2 separate regions of the Homo sapiens genome follow, and region 2 is linked to region 1. Evidence: chromatin contacts called from ENCODE Hi-C or POLR2A ChIA-PET data. All regions are on one chromosome and are shown on one strand. Each heading gives the region's core, a stretch centred on a gene start or an enhancer-like site at or near the end of the contact. The rest is flanking DNA. Distances are from core to core; before and after follow the strand shown. Region 1 has its middle 20 kb from the start of SNORD28B. Region 2 overlaps LOC101928923 (a long non-coding RNA gene).

The links. A loop is a pair of places that touch in the nucleus more often than their neighbours do. ChIA-PET counts read pairs that join two places held with the same protein, here RNA polymerase II (POLR2A). Pooled maps may share reads with other maps.
Region 2: a loop to region 1 is called in a map of OCI-LY7, with 10 times the contacts of the local background. The contact joins two enhancer-like sites. A Hi-C loop is called at or near these places in 4 of 168 maps with a recorded cell type or tissue (B cell, CD4-positive, alpha-beta T cell, OCI-LY7 and 1 more), 19 of 37 single-sample maps with no recorded cell type and 12 of 50 pooled maps. POLR2A ChIA-PET finds 5 or more read pairs at or near these places in 5 of 52 experiments (B cell, CD4-positive, alpha-beta T cell, OCI-LY7 and 2 more).

Annotation. Positions count from the first base shown.
Region 1 is chr6:156,395,706-156,401,405 of GRCh38, forward strand. No RefSeq gene overlaps it. Among named protein-coding and RNA genes, the nearest start is that of SNORD28B, 20 kb to the left of the region's middle. RefSeq lists a silencer at 469-518 and enhancers at 800-1,330, 1,331-1,860. Within about 2 kb of position 1,251, at least 6 of the 41 ENCODE cell types and tissues checked have a DNase peak (open chromatin) inside an H3K27ac peak, as active enhancers do; they include B cell and OCI-LY7, where a contact is called at or near this core.
Region 2 is chr6:156,276,675-156,282,374 of GRCh38, forward strand. All of the region lies in intron 2 of LOC101928923 (a long non-coding RNA gene), which reads right to left. Among named protein-coding and RNA genes, the nearest start is that of SNORD28B, 99 kb to the right of the region's middle. Within about 2 kb of position 2,682, at least 2 of the 41 ENCODE cell types and tissues checked have a DNase peak (open chromatin) inside an H3K27ac peak, as active enhancers do; they include B cell and OCI-LY7, where a contact is called at or near this core.

The DNA of each region.
Region 1 (5,700 bases), core at 1-2,500:
CAGGTCAGTCAAGCCAACAGAAAATGGTAAATTCACATTTATGGTGTGAACCAAGGCCATCACTAATAAAACTGTAACCTCGCTGGTGGAATACTGAAATATGTCTTGACATCTTTGCAAGAGTTGTAAAGAGAGCCTGGAAAAGAAAAGGAAAGCCCAAGCATTGTTTGCATTTTCTTTTTGCATTTCATTCAGCAAAGACTTTTTAAAAACTTAGTAGAGGGTGATACCAGATGTATTTAGTCTGCAGTATGGCCAGCCTTTAAGTACATGAAGTAATCCCGTCCAAACAGCAGCACAAGTGCCTCAGTTATCTCAGGTAACCAGTTTGGAAACAGCAAGAGGGCTTTGGGTTAAATATCAGAAAATATTCATAAGACACCATAACAACAGAAACAGAGTCGAACTAAAACTTTGTGGCAAAGCCAATATGTAAATCACAGCTGGTGATTTCTGTTAGGAACTTTGGTTTGGGAGGTTTCACAGCTTCATCTCCAAAGCCCCGATTCAAAACCACAATGTTCAGCAAGTCAGTGAGATTTCATGCTTTTATCTGAAACCCAGACCGACAAATGCATCTCTTGATGCAATTCAGGATCTCTGAATCTTCGCTAAAGAACCGAGCTAACCCATGGAACGCAATCTCAAAGCCTTGCTCTTACCCAGAGAAGCACAGTTGCCACTTAAAGGTTCAATAAAAGGAGAGGTAGGGAAATGCCTGCTGCCACAGCCCATTAGTTGCTACATTTAAACCCCTACCACAGTAACCAAATGTGATTGAGGTTTCAGAAGGAAACCTACACGGTATGAAATGTAGCAATCATTGGTCTATAAATATAGGATGTTATTCACTGTCAAGTACTTTCTCTAAAGGAGGGGTAGGGGGAATTCTTACTGCAAAGGTAGGTTGCAAAATTTTTTCACCTAGAAATAATTTAGAAACCGGCTGGGGCACAATCTCATAATGTCTCAGGTGCAAAAAGTTTCTGATGCACCGGAAACAAAAGCTGGCAAAACAAAAGCGACGTCAGTTGTCTCTCTGTTCTACCAATTGAAGCTTGGGTGTAAAAGGAGAATGTTTTTTAAATCCAGGGATTAGTGAGGGACGCTAACCCCTGAACCGGGATTACTGAGGGACAGAGAAAGAAAATGTAGAGGAGGAAAAAGGAACATTTTACAAAAGATTTCCTTCGTAACTACCTTCAGACCCCGGGGCTGCAGAAAGGAGTAGGCGGCTGCGGTGTCCTGGGCCCTGCGCGTCCACGCGTGGGAGGCGAGGCCAAGGCTGCCAGGAGGCGCTCCCGCACCCCAGGTGCGCTCCTCCAAGGAGGCCCACCCGCCTCCGCTGGCCCAGTTTTCGCTGTTTTCTCGGCGCACCACGGCGCCTGCAGTTAGTAGGCAATCCATCCCCCCGAGCTGCAGCGAGTTAAGCTGCAGGCCTTTTGTAACGGCCTCAGGTGTGAGCTGCCGCAAGCCCCCCCCACCCCCACCCCCGACCAGAGGATCACCGGCCCGGCCGAGAGGACTAGGAGCCAGGTGTGCGAGGCCGAGGGATCCACGCCGTTCCCGCCCAGCGCCCCCTGGGTTATTAGGCCTCGCTCCCCCACACAGCCCAGCTGGTAGCGAGGCCGGAATCAGGGCCCTCCGTCGGAGCTCCCACCTTTAAAAGAACGCGTCCAGAGGGCGGAGCCAGCTTAAAAGCGGGTCGAGACATTCACCTGTGGTTAGGCAAAGACACGAGAGAAATAGTTAATTCCTCAGGTGCCCCAAATCACAATAGAGCTCGGGAAGGAGGAACAACTTGACAGAGAAAAGAGGACAGGACATTGATCAGGGAAGATGTCTGCAGAGCTTGAGGTTGGGGGATTGGGTTCCAACCAGGGAAGGTAATTCTGCAAAATTGGAACACACAGGCCCTCTGTCTGTAGGCAAGTCTGACAAAGGGCACAATCCAGGAAATGGAATCGAGATGCGTCCCCTGCCTCTCAGCCTACTGACCCACTTTCCTCCGGCTACGTCTCCCCCAGATCCATGCCCCTCCTTAAATCTTCCTGCTAGCCCAGAGGGAGGAAGGATGAGGCCTGGGGATCACAATGTAGGTGGAACGAGAAACCTGGGTCTGTTTGACAGTTTCAGAAGCAAAGAAGCGTCTCTCTCTTTCCCAAAAAAAAAATCCTTTCTGAGCCCCCCTCACTCAGTCCCACCATACATACATACACAATGCACCTGAGGAGACCTCCAACTCCCTGTCAAGGAGGCTGAATTTCTACACGTAGTCGCTCATTTTGTTTAAAGCGCAGAAAACATCTGCACCTAATAAAAGATGTTAGTGTGCCATTCTAGAAAAGAGAAGCCTTTGATACATTCTTTGGTGTTAATGCTGCGGCATGAAGTATTTTCCCAGATTGCAGTCTGTTATCTGAATGGGGCAAAGATTCCCTAAGTGAAGGGAATATTGAAAGAAAGTTCTGGAGCATGCAATCCTGTCCAGTTGAAGTACTGCAGGAAAAGGAAGCACGCACACACATATGTACACAAATGCACACTCATACAGGCAAATCCTCCATGACTGTGCCTCAGAATCACCTTATTCAATTGACAGAAGCACAGTGTGACTACCATACTTTTGTTACATCCATGAAGTGTGTGTAAAGAAACACAAGTCACACGATCCTTGGCTGGCATGGCTGCCTCTGCCCTGCAAGTGCCCATGGCCACAGGGAGTTGCAATGGTACCAGCATGGGCTTTGCATTAAGTATATTTAGGTTTGAATCCTAATTCTCGCACCTTCTGACACAACCACCTGAATTCAAGTTCTGGTTCTTGCTCTCAGAAGCTGTGTGGTCTTGGGCAGGTGACCTGACTTCCCTGCCTCTCTGTTTCCTCATCTGCAGTGAGTGTAGTAACCTCAGACAATCCATGCAAAGCACTTAGCGTGGTGCCCGCCACGTGCTCAATAAAAATGAACTATCATCACTTCAATTATTAACCATTAGATTTTGGGTAATTTTCCTGCTCTCAGCCTCAGATTCCTCATCTGTAACATGGAGATGATCTTATCTACTTTGACAGGAATATTATGCAGGTTGAAGGAGATATTATGTAGGAGAGTTAGGGAGCACTCAACAGATGACAGCAGTGATGGTGATTAGGAGAAGGAGGATGAGGATGATTTTGACGTTAAATATGTTCAAGCCAAGCCAGAATATTCACAGGTACCAGCCCAAGCCCACCCGTTAACAGGAAAGGTAAGCACCCATTCACCCCTGCCTGCCCCTGGATGGTGACAATATTTGTCTCATCAGGTGGATTCTCTTTGGCCTAATTAGTTTTACGCAATTAGGTCTGAAACTACATATGATATAACCCAAATTCAGGGAATCTCAGCTATTTAATTGTTTCTTTCCTTTTTCCCTTTTCTCTAAGCTCTGATGTAAGGTAGTGTCTCAGGTAATTGACTCATCTGCCCGTATTTGTTCATTACAGCTGTTGCTAGGAAGTTATTATGTAAATGGCCCTGCTCCTCAATCTCCATTATGCTTTCTTCTTGTTATTGTGAGATGGAATTAAGTGCTAGCCCTGTATTGAGTTTTTATTAGAGTCTTTTTATACTTTCTTATTTTTCTCTCCTCCTTTATCAGTCCCTTTAGAAGTTAATCCTTTTAAGGACTTTAAAGAAGATGCAGAAATTCTTGAGCACCTTGGTGGGGAAGGGGGCTGGATTTCAAAGTGGGTTGAGCCTCTCCTTCTTCATTGTGTTGATATTTAGTACCTGGCTTCTTTAATTTTCAAAAAAAAATCAAATTTAAAACATCATCATGCTCCTATAAGCTTCACTACTTCTGATAATCAAATAGCAGGTTTCAACTTGACACATGGATAGGGTAGCAGTGTGCCACGTTCATTACCATCCCTTCTACTGGATTAGGTAACTGAGTCTAATAAAGATAAAAAGCTTCCAAGATAAAAGGAAAAAACAAACACTAGTACCAAAAGTAAACAATAAATTAAATAACTAGCACAAAACCAATTTGGAAATATAGGATTAGGATGTTGCTTTATTTTTTTGCCACATTGCAAAAGATATTTGTTACATGTTCCAAAGTGCAGAGTCAATATAATTTTCACCCCCTAAAGGTATACCGCACATGTATGAAGATTTCAAAACCAGCCCAGCAGGATTTCCAACAAATGGAAAGTGAAGTTGCACATTTCATTTCAGATACCTGTTTCTAAATCATTGATTTTTGTAGAAATGTCACACTGTACTGAAGAGAAGTCTCTCTTTCTCAATAAGCATACAGCCAACTTCCCAGAAAATGCCAACGTTTTTAGTTAAGACAGAAAGCTTCAGAAAAGCCCATGAAATTCAACTCACTCTCCCACCTTATGCACACAATATCCAGCGACTTCAGTTACACACCAGCCTTCATCCCTGCACTTCAGGGGGAGTTTTAAGCCTAAAACAAGGAGTGAATTGGCCCTACCCCTGCTGAAAATTTGTGGGAAGAACAGTGGGAATCAACTACTTACTCTTTAGTTTCAATACACAGAGGAGAAAGGGTTAGACTTATTGCTCAGGGTAATAAGGTCAAAGCTGTAAGGGGTAAAAAGACTGCAGGTTTACACATGTAGTTTTATTTTTCACGATGCTTTAACCTTCAAGCCAAATCTTCAAAGACTAGAACCAGCACTCTAAGAATAGAACACATGTTCAAATTCAGTGTCTCCACCAAAACTATGTACATTTAACTTAAAAGAAGAGATGATGGCTGGAAAACAAATAGAGGAAACAAGAATGAAAAATTCTAGATAAATGTTGAATCTGAGTAAAGTGTCTATAAGGGTTCATTATTACTATTTTCACTATTAATACTTTTGTGTGTGTTTGAGAATTTTCGCAGTGAAGTATTTCATGGAGTCCCTCTTACTCAAAGAAGATTGGGAATCACTAGACCAGAGGGTAGAACGGTGACTCAGCCATTTATCTCGTGGAGGAAGGCAAGAATAGTTCCACTGAATAGTGCTTACATTTCTCTGAGGCTCTTGGGCATCAGCATAAAGATGTTCAATGTTCTTTGGTTAAGAGGACCATCCTTCTCAAGAATCATGGTGGCGGATTATGACTTCTCCCCCCTGAAGGCTGAGCTCAATGTGCTTATTGGCCTAATGTCAGTTTTAGAAAAAACTGGGGAGAAGACCTTTGACTGTGGCTAACTATACACAACACAAAGCTTGATGTGGGGTGAATAAAACAGGCAGCAGGGGTAGAGACAGGCAGTAATTTCATAAATGCACTAAAGTGCTAGAGGTGCTATATTAGAAGGAATAGTGGGGTACAGACAAGACAGGGAATCAGAAAAAGTTTCCTAAAGGAGGTGAATCTCAGCAACTTCCTGCACAGCCTGCTGTACAGTCCACAATTCCCAGTCCATTGTAGGTGGTAAGTACTTATTGAATGTTATTGAACACTGTCACCACTCTTTCTTAAAAATTGTCCGTGGCTCAACTCTAAACACAAAATGAAATCCAAATTCTTCAGCCAGTCACTCAGGGCCCTTCATAGCCAGACAACATCCTCCTTTCCAATCTATCCAGACTTATCTCCTGCAATCCCATCTGATATAGTCTGGCTCTGTATCCCCACCCAAATCTTGTCTTGAATTGTAATCAAAATTGTAATCCCCAAGTGTTTGGGA
Region 2 (5,700 bases), core at 1,432-3,931, 120 kb before region 1:
CTACCCCACCCCAGGCAACCACTGATTAGCTTCCTGTCACAATGGATTAGTCTCTATTATCTAGAATTTTATATAAGTGGACTCTTCAGTATGTAATCGCTTTTGTCTGCCTTCTTTCATTCAGGCTATTTATTTTGAGTTTCATTCATTCTATTAGGTGTAGCAATATTTTGTTCCTTTCTACCTTTGAGTGGCATTATGTTGTATGGATATACCATAGTTTGATTATCTGTTGATAGACATTTGTGCTGTTTCTAGGATTTGGCTATTATTTAACAAGACTGCTAAGAACATTCATGGATGTGCCTTTGTATAGATATAAGTTTTCTTTCCTCTTGGGTAAATACTTAGTAGTGGAACGGTTGGACCATATAATAGGTCCAAGTTTAATTTTTTTAAAAACTACCACACTGCTTTCCAAAGAGATTGTAACATCTTACTTTCCACCTAGCAGTATATGAGATCTCCAGTTCCTCTACATCTTTGGTAATACTTGATGTAGTCAGTCCATTTAATTTTTCATTCTAACAGGTACGAAGCAGTACCTCACTGTGGCTTACTGTGGCTTTTCTTTGCATTTCTCTACTGGCTAATTGATGTTGAACATCTTTTCCATGTGCTTATTTGTCATCTGCATATCTTGTTTGAAAAATTGTTCCTATCTTCAGCCAATTGTTTAAATGAGTTATTTTCTTACTGTTGAGGTTTTAGAATTCTTTATGTAGTCTGCTTAGAGGTTCTTTATCAGGTATGTGTTTTGCAAATATTTGCTCCCAGTCTTTGGATTCTCTTTTCATACTCTTATATAAGAGCCAATTTTTTTATTTTGATGAAGTTTAGTTTATGAATCAATTTTTAATGGATCAAGCTTTAGTGATATATCAAAGAAATCTTTGACTAACTCAAGATCACAAAGATTTCCACCTGTTTTCCTCCAGAATTGTTACAGTTTTGAGTTCTACATTTAGGCATATATTTCATTTTGAAGAGTTTCCATTGGTAGAATGTGTCTCAAAGTTCACCAATCTTGGTGATATCATTCATCTGTGTCCCCACTCAAATCTCATCTTGAATTGTAGCTCCCACAATTCCCGCATGTTGTGGGAGGGATCTGGTGGGAGGTGATTGAATTATGGGGGTGGTTCTTCCCTGTGCTGTTCTCATGATAGTGAATGAGTCTCCTGAAATCTGATGGTTTTAAAAACAGGAGTTTCCCTGCACAAGCTTTCTCTTTGCCTGCTGCCATCCATGTAAGATGTGACTTGCTCCTCCTTGCTTTCCGCCATGATTGTGAGGCCTCCCCAGCATGTGGAACTGTAAGTCCATTAAACCTCTTTTTCTTCCCAGTCTCAGGTATGTCTCTATCAGCAGCATGAAAATGGACTAATACACTTTGTTTCTCATTTTCTCTACCATATTGAACTATGTTTGTATAATGTGAGGGTAAATAAACATGAGTTTCAGGAATAAAAGGGATCAAAAACTTGAATTCCCTCATATTTGTGTTTAAGATCCTATCACAGGACATGGAATCTTAGAAAGTGAGCCAACACAGGAAAAGTAATGGAAAGTTCTAGAGTAAGCCTTATTCAAAAGACTTAGCCAACAAACAGATCAGAGTAGGTGGAAAGAGAAACAAGGGTTAGGAGGCTTTCAGGAGAAAGAAGAGTGAAAAGAGGGAGGGAGAGTGCAAACAGATACTTAGATGTGTTTGATTATTTGAAAGACTTTACAAAGCATTTGACAAGTTTTGATCTCAAAAAAAGTTTAAAGACATACATAAAAATAAGCAAATAAAAAATTGTATAATTATTAACTTCAGGAAAAACAAAAAGTTGTACAAGAAATGAAATCTAATAATACATGACATGGCTTGACAATAAAAATAATTTACCTACTCATAAAAACATAAAAACTGTCAGATAATTAACTGAAAATATAATTCAATTGAATGAATGAGTTAGTCACGGGAAGAGTTGTAGACAAGCTAAATCCTCAACTACCATTAAAGAAATGTAAGAGATATTGACTCAAACTAAATACTCAACACTATAAGCACATTTCTTAGAAATATGGAGGTCACCACCTGAAGTTAACAGCTAGAAAAATTTGAAGTGATTGCTTCTGGGCATAGAAGGGTAGGGAGTGGGTGTCCAGTGGGAGGGCTAAACCCAGGGACTCCACGTAGAGTGGAGAAATGAATAGATGGAAAGTGTTGTTGTTGTTGAATTATGAACATATATTACTTTGTTTTCAAATATTGATTTTTAAAAATGCAAGAAGTTACTCTTTAAAGTCTTATTAGTGAGTCTCATAAATAGAGCCTTTGACTAAAGAAAATCAGCAGGACAATATGGCTATCCTGGGAGAGAGAACCTAAGTAGTGTCTGCTGTCTTCTCTGTGTTATGAGAACATCTCTCACATTCCATTTCCTCTCTTAGCCCCTTTTGACTTCTCTTCCCATCTTTGCAATCTTCGCCACCCTAAGGGTCCCTGAAAGGTCACTGTACTCTAAAATTGGAATAAATCATTGCTTTCAAAGGGAAATAATCAAATGCAAGAGGGAAGGGAGTGGTGGTTCCAGATTCTACTCAAAATCCAACCACAGTTTATCCTAAATGGTGTCAGCCAGCAATAGGCTTTGTGCTGCTGCCGACAAATGCGGTTCTCTTAGGACTACTGGGTGATAGTGACAGTGATGTTGCTGTGGTCTTCTCTGGCCATTCTGTCAGAGGAAGGGGTGTTGTTGGTAAAAAAACAGCCCAGCTCAGACAATGCAGCAGCTGCCTTGACTAAGAATAGAATCTGTGTTTGATTTGAATTAGCCATTTGAAACAAGAGCAAAACAGCTCTGAAAGTAGTACCATCTGTTTTCCTTTAAGGCTGGGTCATAAATAACAAGATGAAAATATATTTCCTGTTCTGCATTTGTGACCTGAACTGCCTTCCACTGTGCTGTCACTGACCACTTCTGCTGTAAATGCACATGACATTAATTGGGCAGCTGTTGGCTATGAGGTGTGTAGACTTTGTTGTTGCTTTGTTTTGTCTTGTTTCCTAATCTCTATACTTATCAGGAGCTCCTTTATTTCACCTCTCACATGTTAAGCAAAAAAAAAAAAAAAAAGGAAAACAAAAAAACATAAAGAAGTTATTCTTTGTATATTTTTTAAAAAACAACTCACACTCCAAATAGCGAAGTGATCAAAGAGTGTAAAACTGTGGCTGACAATTCCTGCATGGTAGAAGGATATCTTCCAAGTCAAGGTCAAAATGAATTAAGAGGTAAGGGAGAAGACAGGGAGATTATACAGCATTATTCACCAGGCTGGACTTCCTAATCCCCATAATATAAGAATGCAGAGAAGAAAGAAGCATCAAGAACAGAGAGAAGATTCCACAAAAGCACAATTGTTCCTCCCATGGAGATCAGGACTCTGTCCTTGAGTCCTTCCAAGCTGGGCTCTGCACCAACTGTAAACTGTGATTGACCAGCACTTTCCTTAGTTATCTTTTTAACTGTCGTTCATACTGAAACAACTCTGGTTTTGTTTCCTCGATAACTCAAAGGGGAAAGGCTATGATGGCTGGTAGGCCATCCCCTTTTTAATGCTCAGCTTGGCTAGTTGCCAACATAGTCTACGAGGCATTTCAGATGACAGACATGCAAACATGAAACGCACCATAAAGGGCTGGGGTCTGTGCAGGTTTTAGATCAGCCAACCATGAAGGAAGCTGCACTTAACAGTGAATGTCTCCAGGTTATAATAACATGTTCTTTTAAGAAACAGTGTGGAGGGTAAGGGGAGGGAGAGCATTAGGACAAATATCTAATGTATGCGGGGCTTAAAACCTAGATGATGGCTTGATAGGTACAGCAAACCACTATGGCACATGTATAGTTATGTAACAAACCTGAACACTCTGCACATGTATCCCGGAACTTAAAGTAAAATTAAAAAAATAAATAAAATAAAATAAAAAGAAACAATGTAGAGCCAAAGACAGACAAACAGAAGTGTTATGAGGCACATCCAGACGTTAAGAAAGGTGTTGCCTTGGAGACCTGGTACAAATGCCGGGTCCTCGGGATGACGCTGCACACTTGACAACATGGAGCCCAAGCACAGCAGGGACCACACAATCATCGGCTGAGAGATCGTAATAGAGAAACAAGGTTGGGGAGGACCTGGTAACACCATGCTTGGACAAACACAAAAGACTCCTGATGAGTTTTCCTGCCTACAGGCTCTGCCTATCCAGACCACTCTGGACCATGTTGACAGATTAATCTGTCTTTTAAAAAATGCTGTCAAGACAACAACTACAAAAAATCCAACCACCTCCATTCATTTCCTGTTTCTTCAAAATCATCCTTTCCTCCCAGTTTGTCCCCAGACCACCCCTTTAGCTGGTCTCCCATGGCTCACCACACTTCTGCGTTTGCTCCTTCCAAAGCCTCTGCTTATAATACACAACTCTTGCCCCATTTCCATCGACTACATGAGGCCTCCCACCCATCCTTCAAGGCAGGATCTTACCTCACTTTTCCCAGAGTTTGCTCCACCACTCCAGCCATGGGAGCTCCATGGACGAACAAAAAAAGATCAAATATGCTTTGGAATCACCACATATGGACTCTTCCTTTTGGAGAGTTATTATGTAATTGTCACAGAAGGCTCTGAGAAGTCACACAGTGAAGAAACCTTTTGAATCTTTCTGGCTTGTGGTAGCTAAACATATTTGACCCCAGGACCGTGTGAATCATAACAAACTAGGGGCTTTTTTTTTTTTTAAGAAACCACTCAGGAAAGCACTGACTGAAACCCACCTCTTTCAGGAAATCACTCCTGAACACTCCATCCCATCACTCTAGCCCTGCTGAACTTAAGACATAGTGATTGTTCGCACTTCTGCTTCAGTACGTGAAATGTCTGGCCATCTTCTTATATATGTATGTCAAAATGATATTAATAGTAATCATAATAGATACAATTTAATAAGAACTAGTTACTTTCCAGGAATGAAACCTAGAAGTCATTTAACCAATGGTTATTCTTTACTACAAGGTCAAAGTAATTTCTCTATGCTGAATTTTCCTTTGTGTTGAGTTAAGAGAGTAGGATAGTAAGAGCCATGTGCCCTTCCTATTCACCTTTTGTCTGGTTTGGTTTCATTTCAACATAAAAACTAAGTCTTATATCATTGGTAAAAGAAAAAGTACAAAGTTATATGCAATGGTTACTTTTTAAGATAAAGGAAAAATGAGAATTAAGAAAAGGACTTCAAAGTTAATTTACCAAAATCCAACTACATCCTTGACATGTGCTGACCTCAATAATGCATTAATTACAAAAGGATTAACACTTTTCTCCATTGTAACAATGTAGTCCTCTGTCAATGGAAGGTGATAACAATATTTGCATTCATCCATTAGCATAGGATTCATAGATTATGAGAAAGGTCTTAACACTCTTCCTAAATGAAGTCAAGCATCCAGTGAAGGGACAGAGCTTCTTTCATAGTCTAAGAAGAAGAAACATTTTCAAACACTCAGCAACATCTTGCTCCCTGCTCTGCCCAAAGCTGCTAGGGGTGCTAGGAATGTGCTGACTGGCAGTATTTAACCTGTTTGCATGTAACTGGCTACACTGCATCAGCAACTCATTCTGATGATACTGTACAAGACACTATTTTCT